6 separate regions of the Homo sapiens genome follow, and regions 1, 2, 3, 4 and 5 are each linked to region 6. Evidence: chromatin contacts called from ENCODE Hi-C or POLR2A ChIA-PET data. All regions are on one chromosome and are shown on one strand. The core of a region is the stretch at or near the end of the contact, and the rest is flanking DNA. Distances in the headings are between cores, read along the strand shown.

Region 1 (2,820 bases), core at 190-2,689, 3.4 Mb after region 6:
CGAAGTCGCGGCGGTAGCGGCGGGAGAAGTCGTCGCCGGCCTGGCGGAGGGTCAGGTGGACCACAGGTGGCACCGGGCTGAGCGCAGGCCCCGCGGCGGCGCCGGGGGCAGCCGGGGTCTGCAGCGGCGAGGTCCTGGCGACCGGGTCCCGGGATGCGGCTGGATGGGGCGTGTGCCCGGGCTGGGAGGAGAAGATGCCCGGTGCGGGGGCGGCCCCCGGGGGCGCGGCGCCCACATCTCCCGCATCCCACTCGTAGCCCCTCTGCGACAGCTTATAATGGATGTACTTCATCACTATCTCCCGGTTATCGTACCCTGTTCTCCCAGCGTGCGCCATCCTTCCCAGAGGAAAAGCAACGGGGGCCAACGGCACCTCTCGCCCCAGCTCCCACCCCACGGCCCCCAGAGAAAGAAGAGGAGTTATAATCCAGCTATTTTATTGGATGTGCTTTGCATTCTTGGACGAGGGGGTGTCTTCAATCACGCGGAACACTTGATTCTGGTGTTTCCCCCTTGGCATGAGATGCAGGAAATTTTTATTCCAATTCCTTTCGGATCTTTATTTCATGAGGCACGTTATTATTAGTAAGTATTGTTAATATCAGTCTACTTCCTCTGTGATGCTGAAAGGTTAAAGAAAAAACAAACTAATAAGTAAAAAATCAGGTGCGTTTCCCTGTACACACTGAGTGAAAGCAGGGCATACACACTACAAGTAACACGGCTAAAAAGAATGTATTAAGCTGCCTGGAAATTAAATTTACTCGAATGCACTTTAAGTAAAAAATCTCAAAGGTTTCCATTGAAAGTTACATTAAACCAATTTCCTGTGCAGAGAACTTACTTGTATTTTTTAAGTACAGCATGATCCTCTGTCAAGTTTCCTTTTTGTAAAACCAAAACAAATGCATAAGGCAACGATCCCATCAATCTTCAGCACTCTCCAGTTATAGCTGATTTGAAACTTCCCAATGAATCAGGAGTCGCGGGGAGAGGGAGTAAAAATTAGGAGGATTTCCAGATCGATTCCCAGACTTCTGCTTCACAGAAATGTCAATCCGCAGGAATCCCAACCGGAGATCTCAAGAGCTCGAGAAAAAAAAAAGGCAGCGGCGGCGGCAGATGAATTACAATTTTCAGTCCGGTATTCGCAGAAGTCCTGTGATGTTTTCCCCTTCTCGGCAATTTACACGCGCGCACACACGCGCGGGCACAGGCATGAATCTCTATCCACGGGACCGCTTCACGCCTCCCCAGGAGAGAGACAGGGGAGAGGGGACGATGAAGGAGCCGGGGACGGAGGCAGGAATCCTCTTCTGATTAAACTCCGAACAGCAAATGCATTTTCCGAAAAGCTGCTGGATAAATGAAGGCAGGACGCGCCTGGCCCGCCGGTGCCGAGCGCTAGAAGCCCGCGCTGTGTGTGGTGCGGCGAGGGGTGGGGAGAAGGAGGTGGTGGGGGAGGGTTTTATTTTTTCCCTCTTTTCCTAAAAAGGATGACTGCTACGAAGTTCTCCCCCCTGGACCCCCTCTTCCGCTGCACCCCACCGGCGCACCCCGCCTCCGGGCTGCGCACCCTTTCTCCTCCTCCTGGTCCTGCGCGGCGGCGCTGGCTACGGCCGCCTCCCGGAGCTCCCGCCGCGCAGCCCGCTCCGAGCGCTGACGGCCGCCGGCAGGGAGGGCCCGGAGCCCCGGCACCTTCGCTGGCAGCGGCGGCGGCGGCAGCGCGGCGGGGCCACGGAGAGCGGCGGGCGGGAGCGCGGCGGGCGGGCGGGCAGGCGGCGCGGAGGGGCGGGCGCGGGAGGAAGGGGGCGGGAGCGGGGCTGTGGTGCCTGTCCTCTTACTTCATTCTCTGCACAGCCCGACCGGTTTCCTGTGCGTAACGTCACACGGTTCATTCAAAAAAAGAAGAAAGAAAGAGCCCTCCTCTGAGCCACCCGACCGCCCCCTCCGCCCCGCTCCCTGGCCCGGGTTAAAGGCGCCGCGGCAGGCCCGGGAGTGGCGCGTCCCGCCGGGGGCACATGGCGCGCGGGGCCGCGGCCGGGGAGGGCGCGTCCGGGCCGGCCACCCGCCCGCTCCGCTGCGCCCGCGGGGCCCGGCCAGTGGGTGGCGCGGGCGGCACAGGCCTCCCGCGCGGCCGCGGCGCGGTGGGTGTGCGCGGGGCCTTCTGCTCAGGCCTGCGGCAGGCCGCGTGCGGACTTGGTGGTCGCTGGGGTCCGCGACGGGGTGGGGGCTCCCGGGGAACCGCACGCGGCCGGGCCGGGCGGACGACGGAGTGCGGAGGGGGGCGGCTGGCGGGAGGGTGCGCCATGAAAACAAGGGCTGGAAAAGCGCCGGGAACCGCCTGGACCCTTTCTGGCCGTGTGAGTGTGTGTGGAGTGTGTGTGTGTGTGTGTGTGTGTGTGTGTGTCTCGCCTGGACCTTTTCTAGCCGTGTATGTGGGAGTGTGTGTGTCGCCTGGACCCTTTCTAGCCGTGTATGAGAGTGTGTACACGCGCCTACACACACACACGTTGTGTTACCGGCGCTCGGCCGCCGGGGGAAGACCCAGGCCAATGCCGCCCCCCACCGCCCCCAGCAGTGGGACCTCAGCGCTGCCCTGCTGTGAAGACAGGTGACTCTGCACGTTTTAAGCAATGTCTAGGGACGCCCCGAGCGTGGTGTTTACTTTCAAGTAGCTTCCTAGGTGTCCGCGCACTACACACGCACGCGCATCCCCGCCCGTGTCCACCTGAACACCTAGTCCGTGGCCCAGGCCATGCAGAACTCAGCGCTCCAGGGAAGGGGTTTATCAAGGGCTTTACGACAGTTTAAGTCAAT
Region 2 (2,792 bases), core at 261-2,760, 3.3 Mb after region 6:
GAAATAGAAGTCAAAATCCAATTGAGTAGGGAAATGAGCCAAACAGAAATGGACACAAAGACACCAAAAACACCTACAAAAACACAGATGAATGTGCAGAATCAGCTGGAGTTTCTATGAGCTGAGCTGAATCTGCTCACCTTGCAAAGATTTCCCCGCACAGTGGGGACTGCCCACGCGTACGCATTTCTTAGTTTCTGCTGGCCAACTCGAATCGTTTTCAGCGGGGTCATTTACATCGTGTCCACTTTTTCTGGTTTCCAAACTCAACCCACTTTATTATCTTAAGAGTTTTCATTCTCAGTATCATTTACATACAACAAAATGAATATATCATGTGTACAGTTTTATGAATATTGACAAAGGCATACATCCCTTTAACTCACTCCCCTATCAAGATATGCAGCATTTCCATCCTCCCAGAAAGAGCCCTTGGAGCCACTTTGTTTTTAAATTATTTGCATCTGAATATTTTTGAGTGGAGATTATCAAAGCCAAATGTGTGGGAAGAAAGCCTAATCATTAATCATCTACTACAAATACAGGTAGTAAAGGTTTTGAAGATGGTGCGTGAGCCTGCACAGACAAGTCTGCGGGATTGGGTCCTGTTATGAAATGCCAAAGGGGCTTTTTAGCGACAGGCACGTGGGCCCCTCTCAGCCGCCCTGTCGGCACTCAGATACGCAACTAAGACCGAGTGGGTTTCTTTTCTGGTTTTGTTCTTTAGGCATCAGAGTTTACATGTTTAGAAAGAGGGAAGTTGAGGCTGAATAGTCACATCCACCATATTCTCATAGGGGCAAATGTTCTCTGATTAGGAGGGCTCAACCACAGTGCAGAGTCCCCTCTTCCAAAATTCTGTTTCAACACCGAGAGGAGTTCACATGACCAGGCAAATTAGAGATTTTCTTAGCATTTCCTGTTTCCCAGATTTCAGAGGAGCCCTTCAGGGAATGTCTGGCCCAGGGTAGCACATTCAGGATGAGGGAAAAATGGTTATTTTTAGGTCCCTCCAACCATCACATTCCTCCCTGTCTCCACTTGGGCACTCTGTTGTTCTAGTGACCTGTCAAAGGGATGGGGGCGGGGCTGCGAGAAAAAAGCCACATCGCTTCCTTTGGGGTGGGGGTAAGGGTACCCCTGCTCCAGGGGTCCTAAACTGCTCACTAGCCCTTCTGCTGGAGAGGGACCAGAGGTGGAAGACCTGCCAGAGTGAGTGCCAGGCAGCTCTAGACTTCTGGGTATTCATTTCTCATAAAAGGTTGCAGTATTTCCTGGACACCTGAATTCTATGTCTTCACGGCAAAAACAATTCAAAATGTCCCAAAACATTATGCAGGAAGGAGTTTTTAATTTTTTTTAAATCACTTTTCCAAAATGGTACCCTGAGGTGATCCTGTCTTCAATCTCCCAGCAATGAAAACAATGTGGTTGAAAAGTTGACAGCTTTCAACCCTTGAAAAGGTCACCTCCCTGCCTCACACCCTCTCGTAAGTATTAAGAGCATAACGGATATTTTGAGTCACATGTATTGTTCTTTGTTCATTTGCATTTGGTGAAATCCCCCCCTTGGACCAATTTAGTAAGCAGTGCCTTGGGCTTCCTTGGTGATTGTTCTCTTGTCTTCTGTATATTTTTTCCTGTGAAAAAAATTTAGACTCAGCCAGTGAAATGAAGTTGCAGCCTCTGTCACTGATGCTTTCTTTTTGCTCAGATGATCTTTCCATCTCGCTTGGGACAGAATTCCTTCTTCTTTGCAACGAATGAAGACCTTCGAGGCTCAGCTGAGGCCCTTGTACTCCAAGACTTTCTGAAAGCTCCCTCGCCCCTCCCCATCTGACCTTCTGTTGGACTGACATACTTCTCCATATTTCAGCCTCAGATGGCTTGGTGTTCACCACTAGACTGTGTTACTGAAAGTTAATCAAGGGTCCTAGGGCCATTTACAAAGTGGGACTGTAAGAGAAAGTCTAGCTAGATGGAAATGTATCCTAAATACCCCCAAGTCCCAGCACAGGGGTTCCCATCAACAAAAAGCCTCACCTCCAAATACATTGCTGAGGACGCAGGGCCCCGTCTTCCCACCTGACGCACTACACACCACGTCAGCTGTCACAGGAGGTCTGAGTGCTTTATGAAGCTGCCTGCTTTCTCTCTTACCTCCATGTGTAAGCCAACCACTCTGGCTTTCAGAAACATATTTCTTTCTCTATGAGTAATTTAAAAGTGACTCATCCTCAGCCTCACCAGCCGGTCCATGTGACCTGCAGTGCTGGTTGAGTGTTATCTATAGATGTGTAAACCAAAGCAGTTCTTAGAACACAGATTCCCCCTCCCACGTGCTGTTGATTTCCCTTTGCTACACAGGGAGGGAACGATGTCAGACATGAGCAGCCAGGGACTGCCCGCTCCGCACTCAAATCTGGAATGTGTCCATTAGAGGAAACAAAGGCCATCACCCAGTGACAGAAAAGAAGAGACAGGCAAAAGGCCTAATATATTTATTTTAGTATTAGCAGACCATCAAGAAGCTCTGAGAAAACTCCACAAAAATTGAAGACGATGATGACCCATATAAACAAAAAACTGCTCAAAGTTCTTTTTCTGAGCCAGTAGAAATTTAGACCTCATGAAACAGAGATGACACCCACACCCACCCCAACCAAAACCCCACCAACACGTCTTCATTGCTCAATCAGAAACACATTCCTGGGATCTGCTGTGGTTTGTCTTGGGAACTCACATATATGAACATGTTTTTATTTCTTCAACTTGCCTTTATTCCACCATCA
Region 3 (2,945 bases), core at 24-2,523, 3.5 Mb after region 6:
TCCCAAGCAAGCCTCCTTTCCCACTCTTTTTGTGTATGTGTGTGTGAAATTTTAATCTCTGTTTAAGTGGGTCTACTTTGAGTGGTCTTTCTTCAGAATCAATTATCATGGGTTAAGGAGTTCTTCCATTACCTTTGATGCCTCTGTCAGGCACTCCAATAACTGCTTGTTCAACAAACTACCGGAAGTCCACGACGGGGACTCAATACAAGTATTTTAGGCTACTCTTTTGTGCCTTATTGACTTACTGGACTGGGAGTCCTCTACATTAAGCCACATTACATTCTAAACGCCACTGAAGCCCTAGATCCATTCTGGGGATGGGAGACACCATTACATTAAGAAATTTCTTTTCTGAACGAATTCCATTCCACAGAGGACTAACGATTAAGCCTAAAATCTTAAGATTCCATGATTTGTGTACAAAACACTGTGCTCATTGCGGTAGAGGAGGGGAAGTGGAGCCACACAGAGGTTTAAGAATACTCCTCGATCTTACACACTACCATCTGGGAGCCACAGGAGTGTGCACATAAATTCAATGACTTCACGGAGATTGCATGCAGGCTGGCTGTAATCTCAGATTCTTGGTCTGTTCCCATATCTCTACTCACCTGACAGCTCAGAATGAAGGGGTCTGCTGTCAGCTTGAGAAACTAAGACCGAACTATGACCACCCTATCTTCAACTGGTCCAGAATAGGGCTTTGCAAAAATTACGTTCTTTCTTTCTCCGTTAACCCTGATTGGAGAAACCTGCCCAGATCTTGGCTGGTTTGGAAGCGGGAAGTGTCAACAAAAGTGAAGAGTCTCACAAAGCCAGTAGCTCGGGAGACCCCAAGAGCGGGCCAGAAACGACCTTTCCGTTGGAAAACGGGCCCCTCTCCCACCTGCTGCAGGTCCCCGGACCCGCCCTCCTGCGCCTCGACCACAGGCGCGGCCGCTTCCTCCCTTCTCCCCGCCCCCCACCCGCTTCTCGCGCCTCCCCTCGATCCCAGCTCCCTAGGGGGACGGGAGATGAGCAATGATACCTGGAGGTTGGGCGAAGTGGATGACATGGCGGAGTTCCCAGGCGGTTCCCAAGGGAACGAGGGGCGAGGAGAGCCAACAGCAGCAACGTCGAAGCGCGCACGGGGTAACAGCCCTCAAACTGGGGAGGCCGGTGGTTCTCGGACCGCGAAGGGCAGCCTCCCTTCCGGAACTTGTTTTAGACAACACTCTCTCCACCAGAGCTCCGACCCTCCCCACCAAACTTCCGCAATCCCGAGGCCCTCTAGGTTCTGGTCCCGCCTCTGCTCCGGGCACTTCCGATTTCGTCATCAGCACGCGCACCCAGTCACCAGACTCCCTTCTCTAGCCACAGCGCAGGCCCTCCCTGGGCCGGGAGAAGTAGCCTGGAAGCCAATCGAGCCCTGGCGGAAGTCGGGCTCGGCGCAGGCGCACTGAGACTCTGGCCTAGGCGCGGGCGGCAGCCTGGCAGACCTAGGAGAGCGCAAGCGCGGAAGCACAGAGCCGGGTTTTGTTGTTTGTTTGTTCCCCACCCCCGGGGACGTCTTTTACTTTGAGATGAATTATTGGCCCCGGCTCCCTTCCCTCCTCATCCACATGCTTTGTTGCCTCGTAGCTTTTGAGTGAAAAAGTCGTCCATTTCCAAGACCCGCCGACTGGGGGCTTTGGGCCTGTGACTGCGCCTTCACTCCGTGTCCTCTGTGGAATGGGGGCGATCACCGTCCTCGTCTCGGTGGTGAATAATTCAGGAGGGAGTGCGCGGTGAGGCGGCCGCACAGCGGTGCGCTAGCAGTCAGGCCGCGGGCGGGTCGGCGCTCGTTCCCGCTTGTTCTTCCCACGCCACTCGGCATCTTCCAAATGACTGTTGTGTTGGGAAGATGAATGTAAATAAGGCGTGGACGGCCGCTGTCCTCGAGTATGTGGTCTGAGAGGGAAGCACTTGTCCTGTAAAATGGGCATATCAGATATTATTTATGCCAGTTATGTTTACAAGCAAATGGCTTGAGGAGGTTGAATGCGTCAGGGATTAGAGGCAGAACCAAAGTAAAACCCTTTCTCAGCCTTCCTATGGTTTGCAGCCACCACCACCCTTTTCTTCTTTTCATAGTTAACATTCTCAAAGGAAAGCAACATAGATGTTTAATCACTCCATCATTTTTTTCTCACTCATTTCTTAATTTTTTCTCATCTGGCATCTCCGAAAGAATTAAAGTCCTCTCCTCTTCCCTCTTCATTGGTATTGTCAACTACCCAGTTCTTGTTTGTCCAGCTTCCCAATATTCCTTATCTGCTTCCTTCACTGTCTCCCTTTCTTACTCCTCCCTGAGCTTAAGCTGAATTTACTCAAGAGTCTGATGTCCTCTTCTCTCTTCACCTCTGCTCATCTAACTCTCTTCTTGAGCTTCAGCTATCAATAGACTAGAAATTGCTTCAAATCTGGATCTCTAGACCCACCCCATCCCCAGCCCAGCATTTACAACAGCCTCCCAGAGGTTTCCTTCACAGGGTTTTTCTGCAAGACAAATTCAACATACTCTAATTAATTACCTTCTACCCTAAACTTCTTTCTCTGGTCTCTCCTTAGAATAGTATTGCCAAATCTGTATCATCCAGGCTCGAAGCACAGAGCCCTCTCTCTGCCCTGCATCTACCCGTCCTTTCTTCCCACTTGTGAATTTGCCTTCGCAAAATGATGACTGAGACAGTGAAAGAGATCTAACTTAACCAACTCCATCTTACTTTTAACCTCCAAGCTGTCCTTGTACATTCCTGAGCATAGGCTGAACTAACTGTGGGAGAAACTGAGTTTATAATTTAAGCAAAGATGGGCCGGGCGTGGTGACTCACGCCTGTAATCCCAGCACTTTGGGAGGCCGAGGTGGGTGGATCACTTGAGGTCAGGAGTTCGAGACCAGCCTGGCCAACATGGTGAAACTC
Region 4 (2,902 bases), core at 199-2,698, 3.3 Mb after region 6:
CTTTCTTCTCTGAGGGAGGATGGTGTTCATGAATGCAATGGTAGCATATGACATTTTTAGTTGCCCCTAACCATGTGGCCCTAAAAATACTCCATTTAGGTCAGGTGTGGTGGCTCACGCCTGTAATCCCAGCACTTTGGGAGGCTGAGGCAGGTGGATCACAAGGTCAGGAGTTCGAGACCATCCTGGCCAACATGGTGAAACCCCGTCTCTACTAAAAATACAAAAATTAGCTGGGCGTGGTGGCGGGCGCCTGTAGTCCCAGCTACTCGGGAGGCTGAGGCGAGACAGAATTGCTTGAACCCAGGAGGCAGAGGTTGCAGTGAGCCAAGAGCATGCCACTGCACTCCAGCCTGGGCGACAGAGCGAGACTCTGTCTCAAACAAACAAACAAACAACAACAACAAAAAAAACACAAAAAAACTCCATTTAGTAGCTTTGAAAATTCCAAGTTTCCTTTAAAGAAGGGAGGTAAGGAAGGAAATTATGATGCATTTAACAGCCACGTGAAGTAGACAGTCTCATTTTAGAGATCAGAAAACCAAGGGTAGAGAGTGAGTATCACAATAGGTGGCCACAAGCCACAGTGGGAACTCAGGGAGCTTAGGTCAGGATTCCAAGCTTTCTCAAATAAAAGTTGCTACCTTGGCCGGGTGCGGTGGCTCACAACTGTAATCCCAGCACTTTGGGAGATCCAGGCGGGCGGATCACGAGGTCAGGAGTTCGAGAGCAGCCTGGCCAACATGGTGAAATCCTGTCTCTACTAAAAATATAAAAAATTAGCCAGTCACAGTGGCACATGCCTGTAGTCCCAGTTACTCAGGAGGCTGAGGCAGGAGAATCACTTGAACCCAGAAGGCGGAGGTTGCAGTGAGCCGAGATCACACTGCTGCACTCCAGCCTGGGCAACGGAGCGAGACTCTGTCTCAAAAAACAAAAAAAAAGTTGCTACCTTTACACAAAGGATGAAAAAGTAGGAAAGAGACTGCAGGAAAGGAATGTGAGAGAGGAAAAACATAAAGAAATTTCAAATTTGTGAATACACCTTTCCCCTAACTCATGTGTTGTTCATGATTAGGACTAAGTGCTGAAGCCAGAGGTGACCCAAATTCTTAGGAGCAGAGGAGGACAGAGGCAGGCAGGTAGGCCGATTCCTGCTGGTTCTCTGTGTTACTTTTGCTCCCATAACCTCCCCTACATAGGTTGGTTTCAGATTCTCCAATAAAAATGTATGTTAAAACTGTAAAAACAATAAAACATGCAAATCTCTTCCATTTGCAGCCAATTGTTACCATGCAGGTATTCTTCCTGGCAAATATTCAAATGTCACCAGCATCACGTGCTTAATATTATTTTAGTCAATATGATTTGTGTCAAAATCGCCTGAATTCAGTGATTGTTGGATCTCATTATCACCAATGTAGGTCCTCACACCACACCCCTCACTGCTGATGAACTCACAAGAAAGACTTCATACTTTAAGAACTAGTATTTTCTTAGAAAAGGAAGAAAAAAAGCAGTTCTCAGTAAAAGATAAACCACAGAGCAACTGGGTTCAGATGAGTTGTACACATTAAACCACACACACACACACACATAAACACACACACACACACACACACACACACACACTATGAAAATGATGTTGAGGCATTGTCTAATCCACAAATGTGAGTAAGTTCATAATTTAGGAGTTAAAACGAGAACCCTACTCATGACTTTTCCCGGCACTGAGAATGCACTGAAGAATGATGAAATCACACTCCAGATTACCCCATTTGTTCTCCTGACAGCTCTGTGGACCATTATCATATAGAGGCCCTTTGCTTGGTGAGACCCTGACCACTTGACATTCTTTCTCAGAGCGGGCTGGTCAGAGTTCTCTCGACGGCAGAATCTACAGGGCCCACCTCAACGCACAAGGAAGCCCCAGGCCCTCAGGGACCTCTAGGTCCCAAAAAACAGTGTCAGATAAAGAAATTAAGAGGGGGCTGGGAGAAGCACTCTGTCAAATAGAAAGCCTATCCACAGAAAACTTAGGGATGAACAGAGCTAAGATGGGCTGATGACCTTGAAGTTGCAGCCAAAATGATGAGGCCAGGTGGGCTTGCTGGCCAAGAAATGCAATCTCAAGAGTGGGCCATGGCTGTGATGCCCAAGCCTTTTTGTGATAAAGCTAAGAAATACGGGAGAAATGGAAGGGAGAGGGGCAGAACAGACAAGGAAGATGGGAAGCAAGAAGGACAGGAAGTGCCAGCAGACACCAGCAGCAGGGACGAGTGCAGAAAGTGTCAGACAATCCATGAATTGGAGGAGGACACCCAGTGAGGAGGGAAAAGGGATTGGACTGTGCCACCATCTCTGTAGGGGAGGTGAGACAAACGTCCGGTGCAGCTCGGAAGATGGCCTGGAAGGCCTAACCCTTCCACCTGCCTGACTCCTGACACCACGACATACACAGTTATTTTTAAAGTGTTTAAAATATAAACCACATTCATGGGAACTTGAAGTCAGGTCTCACCCTGACATCCATCCATCTGTGTATTTTCAAGGTTGACTCAAATGTTGAAAAGTCACCTGTGATGTGTTGTACCATTTGAGCTTTTGACAAAAACTATAAAGAAGCAAATTAAACCAGGAGGGAAATTTCTAGCTGCCACACTAATCAAAAACTGTCGGGTAATAAAAAAAAAAATCATGCTAAAAATAAAATTACATTTCGGGCCCTAAGGCTCATTTCTTTTCTTTTTTATTTATTTATTTATTTATTTATCTATTTTTGAGACATACGCTCACTCTGTCACCCAGGCTGGAGTGGAGTGGCACGATCTTGGCTCACTGCAACCTCCGCCTCCTGGTTTCAAGTGTTTCTCATGCCTCAGCCCCCCAAGTAGCTGGGACT
Region 5 (2,798 bases), core at 167-2,666, 4.0 Mb after region 6:
AGATAGAAGCAGAAGAACTACTTTCTAATTCATTCTATAGGGCTGGAATTACTCTGATAACAAAACCAGACAAAGACATTAGAAGAAAAGAAACTTAAAGACCAATATCTTTCATTAGTATAGATGCAAAATCCTGAACAACATATTCACAAATGAAATCAAACTATGTGTAAAATAGTTGGATTATACATTGTGACTAAGTAAGATTGATTGCAGGTGTACAAGACTAATTCAACATTTGAAAATCAAAGGAATCCGTCATATCAACAGGTAAAAAACAGAAAAAATCCTCAAAAAATTGCTAGCAACTCCAATTCAACAACACATTAAACAGATCACTCACCACGATCAAGTGAGATTCACCCGGGTATGCAAGTATGATTCAATATACACAAATCAATAAATGCGATACATTGCATTAAAAGAACCAACAACAAAAACTGCACGATCATTTCAATAGATGCCGAAAATGTATTCAGTAAAATCCTACATCTCTTTATGATAAAAATCCTTAACACATTGGGTATAGAAGGAATATACCTCAAAACAATAAAAACCAAAATGAAAAACCCACTGCTAATATCATACTGAACAGGGAAAAATTGAAAACCTTTCCTATAAGATCTGCAACAAGACAAGGATGCCCAGTTTCACCCCCTTTATTCAGTATCTGACTGGAAGTCCTGGCCGGGGCAATTAGGCAAGAAAAAGAAACAAAGGACACCCAAACTGGAAAGAAAGATGTAAAATTAGCTTTGCTCACCAATGGTATAATCTTATAATCGGAAAAACCAAAAGACTCCCCTCAAAAACTACTAGAACTAATAAATGAATCAGTAAAGTTGCAGAATACAAAATGGATATAAAATATCCGTAAGATGTCTATACATCTACAGTGAACAGTCTGAAAAAGAAATCAAGAAAGAAATCCCACTTACAATAGCTATAAGAAATATGATGTATAAAATACCTAGTAATCAATTTAATTAAAAAAGTGAAAGACTTCTACAAGGACAACTATAAAACACTGATGAGAAAAACGTGAAGAACACACACAGAAAATGGACACATATTCATGCTCATAGGTTGGAATAATTAATGTTAAAAGTACAATGCTACCCAAACAATTTACAGATTGAATGCAATCCCTGTCAAAATACCAATGTCATTCTTCACAGAAATAGAAAAAAAAAAAAACCCTATAATTTGTATGGAACCACGAAAAACCCCAAATAGCCAAAGCGCATTATCGCTTCTTGACTGAAAACTCCCGGACAGTTGGGGCTTTTTCCTGCACAGAGATTGGCCACTTCCTGCACATCAGGAGATCCCCGCGGCCTGCGGGACCCGCCCCGCCCTCCTGCCCAGGCGCCCGCTAGGTGGTGCCTGGCTGGGCCCGACTCCGCCCGCCTCCCCATTCACTGGGAACTAACACCCGGCGCCGCTCAGACATCTCTATTCCCGCCTCTCCGACCCGGTCTCACTTCGCTCCTGGGCAGCTGCGCGGAGAACTGGGGTAGGTGTTTGACTTTGGGAGTGGTTCCCACACGCTGGATTCTCGTTACCTGCTCTTGAGCCCAGGAAAAGGGCGGGAACCTACGAAAGGGAAGCCCAGTGAAGTGCTCAGCGCACCTGTTGCTCCAGACCTTTCCCTGGGGCTGTCCTTCTTTACTCGGTCTCTGGCGGGGGCTCCCTAAGGGCAGGGACTTGGCTGCACTTGGCTGTGTGCCCTATGGGTCCAGGCGCGGGGAGGGGAGGCCAGGGCGAATGGGCGCGGAGCTGGGGGGTGAAAGTCCTGCCTGGGCTCCACTCATCCTGCAGGAGCTGGAAGTAGGTACAATGAGGCCTCCCACCCTGGTGAAGTTTATGTTGGGCGCTGGAAGGGGCTGTGAGGCCTGGGACCTCCAGGAAAAACAACAGCAGCAGTATTTATTTGTCGGTACCGAAACTCGTATGCTCTCAGTATTCAGAATTTGTACTTGACATTCCTCCTCCTTTAAAAGAAACCAGGAGAGGCGTTGATAGTATGTTTTTGGACTGGAAAAAAATCAAAATGAGGACGATACTGTTGCCAGAAAGCAAAAGTGTTGGGATAGTGTAAAAAGAAAGTAACCAATTTACAGAGATTCCCAGTAGACAAGTTGTGAGAATTTGCTCAAGAACAAAAACCAGTATGTGTTAATTGAAATACATGTTACAACAAAGCCAAGAAAGAGTCCTTTAGTAAATTCAGATAAAACAAGTAAAATGGGCCAGGCGCGGTGGCTCACGCTTGTAATCCCAGCACTTTGGGAGGCTGAGGGGGGCGGATCACGAGGTCAGGAGTTCGAGACCCAGCCTGGCCAATATGGTGAAACCCAGTCTCTACTAAAAATACAAAAATTAGCCGGGTGTCGTGACATGGGCCTGTAGTCCCAGCTACTCAGGAGGCTGAGGCAGAAGAATCGCTTGAACCTGGGAGGCAGAGGTTGCAGTGAGCCAAGATTGCACCACTGCACTCCAGCCTGAGGGACAAAGCGAGACTCTCTCTCAAAAAAAAAAAAAAAAAAAAAAAAAAATGTAAGATGAGTTTAAAGGAGGCAGGAAATAATTTCAATAATGTTTACAAGAAATGCTGTGTGATGATTCATATACGACTGCTGTGTAGGAATAGTGACTATAGGCACCTAGGTTGACAGGCACAGTGGTTACAAAAACCAACCTGAAGGCCTAAATATTAAACCAGGAGACTTTGAAAGCCAACTTGTGGATAGAACTCTGTGTTACGCAAATCAGATGCACGAGAACCTCAAATAGTA
Region 6 (3,175 bases), core at 275-2,774:
TTAAAATGTTGGTAATCAATTCAAATTTTTACAATACATTTTGAAGGCCAATACTGTAAACCAAACTAAGCACTTCTAGGGAGCCCATGCAACGAATTTGCAATCTTTTCATTAAACAGCACAGCTAATATGAAAACACGCTTTTTTTTTCTTTTTCTTTTTTGAGACAGAGTCTTATTCCGTCACCCAGGCTGGAATGCAGTGGCGCGATCTCGGCTCACTGCAACCTCCGCCTCCCAGGTTCAAGCGATTCTCGTGCCTCAGCCGCCCAAGCAACTGGGACGACAGGCGTGCACCACCAAGGCCGGCTAATCTTTTGTATTTCAGTAGAGACGGGGTTTCACCATATTGGCAAGGCTGGTCTCGAACTCCTGGCCTCAAACGAACCACCCGCCTCGGCCTCCCAAAGAGCTGGGATTACAGGCGTGAGCCACCGCGTTCGGCGAAAACACACATTTTCTAAGAAACTGATTGCTGGGAAGGCTACAGTGGGTAAGAGCTCTTGCTCTCTGTGGGCCTGCCTGGTTCGGAATCAGGGCAGTGCTCTCTGCCTAAGTGAACTTGGGCAATTTTCTACAAACCTCAGTTTCTGCACCCGTAAAGTAGCAACGGTTGTTCTGAGGACGGAATGAGAAAATGCATGTCAAAGTCCTTAGCATGAAGCGGCTCTCAGTAACCGTTAACCACTCCTAATTACTCCTCTTCATAATAGTAGAATTACTCATGGCCTCGCCAAACATTATGCAAATAATTTCACGTTCCCAGGTAGCTCAGCCCTCCCACAAAAGATTTGAACGTTTTCCATATGATAACGATCCACTCGTTTTTGCTAAACATCCACAATGGGCGATATCGACCTATCTGGAAGGACACACACAAATCCCTTCCCAACTCAAACACGATGTTCTTTCTGGCTGGCACCAGGGCTTCTGTTTGCAGTGACTTCCTGGGACCCGGAGCTTTCTCACAGGGCCTCTGGCATCTCCTCTGCGGTGATTAAGGTTCTTCTCATTTCCCTTCCCTGTTACTGCCCATACTCTTCAAGTTCGAAAAGTTTCCTTTTCCAATCTCTTTTCTGGGCTTGTTTACCCAAGTCTCTAATTGCCAAGGCCTCTGGTCTCTCCCCACCCACAACGTTCCTCCTGGTTAAACCCTTCCCCTCCCGCCACTCCCAGCTCCCGCCACTCCCAGCTCCCGCCACCACTGCCGCTGACGACGTCCAGCGTTTGCAGATGGTCAAAGCCGACCCCCTTCTCCTCCCACCTCGTTTTGTAAGGAAGTAATTTCGGGGCCGAGCGCTCTGCGCCCCCCGCCGCGGGTCGGCGCCGCCGCGGGTCGGGAGCGTGTCCGGGCAGGTCGCGCTCAGCGGGGTACTTCCCCGCCCGCGTCCCGCGTCCGCTCCCATAACGCCGTCTGCGGGGCGGGGACAGGGGCGGGGACAGGGGCGGGCCGGGCGTCTAGTTTCCCTACGTCACCAGGGAAGTTCTCACTGGACAAAAGCGTGGTCTCTGGCGCGGGGATCTCAGAGTTTCCCGGGCACTCACCGTGTGTAGTTGGCATCTCCGCGCGTCCGGACACCCGATCCCAGCATCCCTGCCTGCAGGACTGTTCGTGTTCAGCTCGCGTCCTGCAGCTGTCCGAGGTGCTCCAGTTGGAGGCTGAGGTTCCCGGGCTCTGTAGCTGAGTGGGCGGCGGCACCGGCGGAGATGCCTGGGAAGAAGGCGCGCAAGAACGCTCAACCGAGCCCCGCGCGGGCTCCAGCAGGTACCGACCCGCTGGGGCCAGCGAAGACCCAGGCCGGGCGGGGTCGGGGCCGGGGTCGAGGTCTCGGCTGGGGCGGGCTCAGCTCGCCGGGGCTCAAGCACAGACTGCACGGGGGTCAAGGTCGGGCCAGGTCTGTGCCCTGGCGCGAGCCTTAGGGGCGCCTCCAGAAAGTTCTTCGGGGTTTTTCCCCAGGACCGGCGGGTACGGCGGGTACGGCGAGGGACCAAGCCGGATTTGCGATTGGGATGCAGCTGCGTTTCACCAGGGGCAAAAAGCTCCTTTCCTCCTCTCTTTCCTCCTCGCCACTTGCCCTTCCCCGGGGCCACGAGGAACAAGTGCAAGTGTAGGCGGCTGTCTCTAGGAGAAAGTCATTGTCGCGGCAGAAGGGGCAGGAGAGAGCCCCGGGGACCGCCTGGACTCCCAGCGCTTCCAGAGACGGCCCCACAAGGGCCCCTGTGTTCAGGAGCCTAGAAAATCTTGTAACATTTAAATAATCGATATTGTGGGAGGTGGGGATAGGAGAATAGGAGTTAGTCCGCTCCTTTTTTTCATTCATTCATTCGCACTCCCCACCCCGATACATACAGCTCCATCGTAAGTTTTCAGGCCAGCGCCCCGGCCCCATGCTTTTTCTAAATCTAAACAGAGAACCCAGTCACTGCCCAGAGCCCGAAGTCTGTGTGGGCCATACTGCTGTTGCATCAGACGATTATACGCCCCCCCCACCTTTTAAGTTACTTTCATTTTATAGAGCTCCTGGGGCGTGCGAAGGAAGTGGTGCATTGCAAATGTGACCATGCCTAAGTTGGTAACAGGCTGCTGTCTCTGGCGCTTGTGTGGGATGGAAAAAGCTTTGTCTACCTTTTGTGATGTCTTAGGATTCTGACCTTGTTTCTTTCTGAAGGATCTTACTTATGCATAGCACTTTCTGGTCCGACTTAATTCCCAAGAACAGGAAGCAGCACAAAGTCCCTCTTAAACTTGATTTGATTGATACTAATACATTTATAGGTGTGTAATGCAATTTTTAAAAAATTAAGGAAATGACCGGGAAGTATTTTCTGCCTTGTTTTCTACATTTTTGGTGAAAGGGATAACTTTTCCACTTAGAATTCAGGGCTTCCAGTGTCGGACGCTGAATGGTATTTGGTTTTTCTTTTAGAACTGTATATTAATATATCTCAATCTCTGTAGACAACATGTCTATGTAAATACTTCCCAACATATTTGATCTTGTAGCCCATAAAGAATAACACCTTAAGGGATTTATTAGGTCTCTTGGTGTAGGAGTTAGGAAAGATTTCACTCACTTCTTGTAGAGAGAAATTGGTTGAAATATAGGTTTAAGATTTTGCTTTACTATATATTGACAGCTTTGATTTATTTTGAGCCTAAATACGGTATTTTCAGG

Evidence for each region. A loop is a pair of places that touch in the nucleus more often than their neighbours do. ChIA-PET counts read pairs that join two places held with the same protein, here RNA polymerase II (POLR2A). Pooled maps may share reads with other maps.
Region 1: a loop to region 6 is called in a pooled map, with 6 times the contacts of the local background. The contact joins the promoter of BCL2 here to the promoter of PMAIP1 in region 6. A Hi-C loop is called at or near these places in 4 of 37 single-sample maps with no recorded cell type and 9 of 50 pooled maps. POLR2A ChIA-PET finds 5 or more read pairs at or near these places in 1 of 52 experiments (activated naive CD4-positive, alpha-beta T cell).
Region 2: a loop to region 6 is called in a map of naive thymus-derived CD4-positive, alpha-beta T cell, with 8 times the contacts of the local background. The contact joins the enhancer-like site here to the promoter of PMAIP1 in region 6. A Hi-C loop is called at or near these places in 1 of 168 maps with a recorded cell type or tissue (naive thymus-derived CD4-positive, alpha-beta T cell), 3 of 37 single-sample maps with no recorded cell type and 10 of 50 pooled maps. POLR2A ChIA-PET finds 5 or more read pairs at or near these places in 1 of 52 experiments (activated CD4-positive, alpha-beta T cell).
Region 3: a map of naive thymus-derived CD4-positive, alpha-beta T cell shows a loop between it and region 6 (12-fold over the local background). The contact joins the promoter of VPS4B here to the promoter of PMAIP1 in region 6. A Hi-C loop is called at or near these places in 1 of 168 maps with a recorded cell type or tissue (naive thymus-derived CD4-positive, alpha-beta T cell) and 8 of 50 pooled maps. POLR2A ChIA-PET finds 5 or more read pairs at or near these places in 1 of 52 experiments (activated naive CD4-positive, alpha-beta T cell).
Region 4: a loop to region 6 is called in a pooled map, with 18 times the contacts of the local background. The contact joins the enhancer-like site here to the promoter of PMAIP1 in region 6. A Hi-C loop is called at or near these places in 7 of 50 pooled maps. POLR2A ChIA-PET finds 5 or more read pairs at or near these places in 2 of 52 experiments (OCI-LY7 and activated CD8-positive, alpha-beta T cell).
Region 5: a loop to region 6 is called in a map with no recorded cell type, with 9 times the contacts of the local background. The contact joins the promoter of HMSD here to the promoter of PMAIP1 in region 6. A Hi-C loop is called at or near these places in 2 of 37 single-sample maps with no recorded cell type and 7 of 50 pooled maps.

Annotation. Positions count from the first base shown.
Region 1 is chr18:63,318,330-63,321,149 of GRCh38, forward strand. BCL2 (BCL2 apoptosis regulator) reads right to left here and starts at 1,440. Exons shown (of 3, transcript NM_000633.3): 1 at 845-1,440; 2 at 1-623. The coding sequence starts at 337. RefSeq lists silencers at 62-301, 1,657-1,846, 2,007-2,216, 2,247-2,316.
Region 2 is chr18:63,159,686-63,162,477 of GRCh38, forward strand. All of the region lies in intron 2 of BCL2 (BCL2 apoptosis regulator), which reads right to left. Among named protein-coding and RNA genes, the nearest start is that of BCL2, 160 kb to the right of the region's middle. RefSeq lists enhancers at 1,146-1,265, 1,676-1,915, 2,006-2,295, 2,496-2,545. Within about 2 kb of position 1,511, at least 31 of the 41 ENCODE cell types and tissues checked have a DNase peak (open chromatin) inside an H3K27ac peak, as active enhancers do.
Region 3 is chr18:63,421,203-63,424,147 of GRCh38, forward strand. It overlaps VPS4B (vacuolar protein sorting 4 homolog B), which reads right to left and starts at 1,274. Exons shown (of 11, transcript NM_004869.4): 1 at 1,031-1,274. The coding sequence starts at 1,057. RefSeq lists an enhancer at 1,142-1,441.
Region 4 is chr18:63,211,948-63,214,849 of GRCh38, forward strand. All of the region lies in intron 2 of BCL2 (BCL2 apoptosis regulator), which reads right to left. Among named protein-coding and RNA genes, the nearest start is that of BCL2, 110 kb to the right of the region's middle. RefSeq lists enhancers at 2,149-2,649, 2,369-2,598. Within about 2 kb of position 1,449, at least 3 of the 41 ENCODE cell types and tissues checked have a DNase peak (open chromatin) inside an H3K27ac peak, as active enhancers do.
Region 5 is chr18:63,947,885-63,950,682 of GRCh38, forward strand. It overlaps HMSD (histocompatibility minor serpin domain containing), which reads left to right and starts at 1,417. Exons shown (of 4, transcript NM_001123366.2): 1 at 1,417-1,516. RefSeq lists a silencer at 1,255-1,484.
Region 6 is chr18:59,898,472-59,901,646 of GRCh38, forward strand. PMAIP1 (phorbol-12-myristate-13-acetate-induced protein 1) reads left to right here and starts at 1,525. Exons shown (of 2, transcript NM_021127.3): 1 at 1,525-1,764. The coding sequence starts at 1,707. RefSeq lists an enhancer at 614-1,365 and silencers at 1,122-1,531, 1,682-1,891.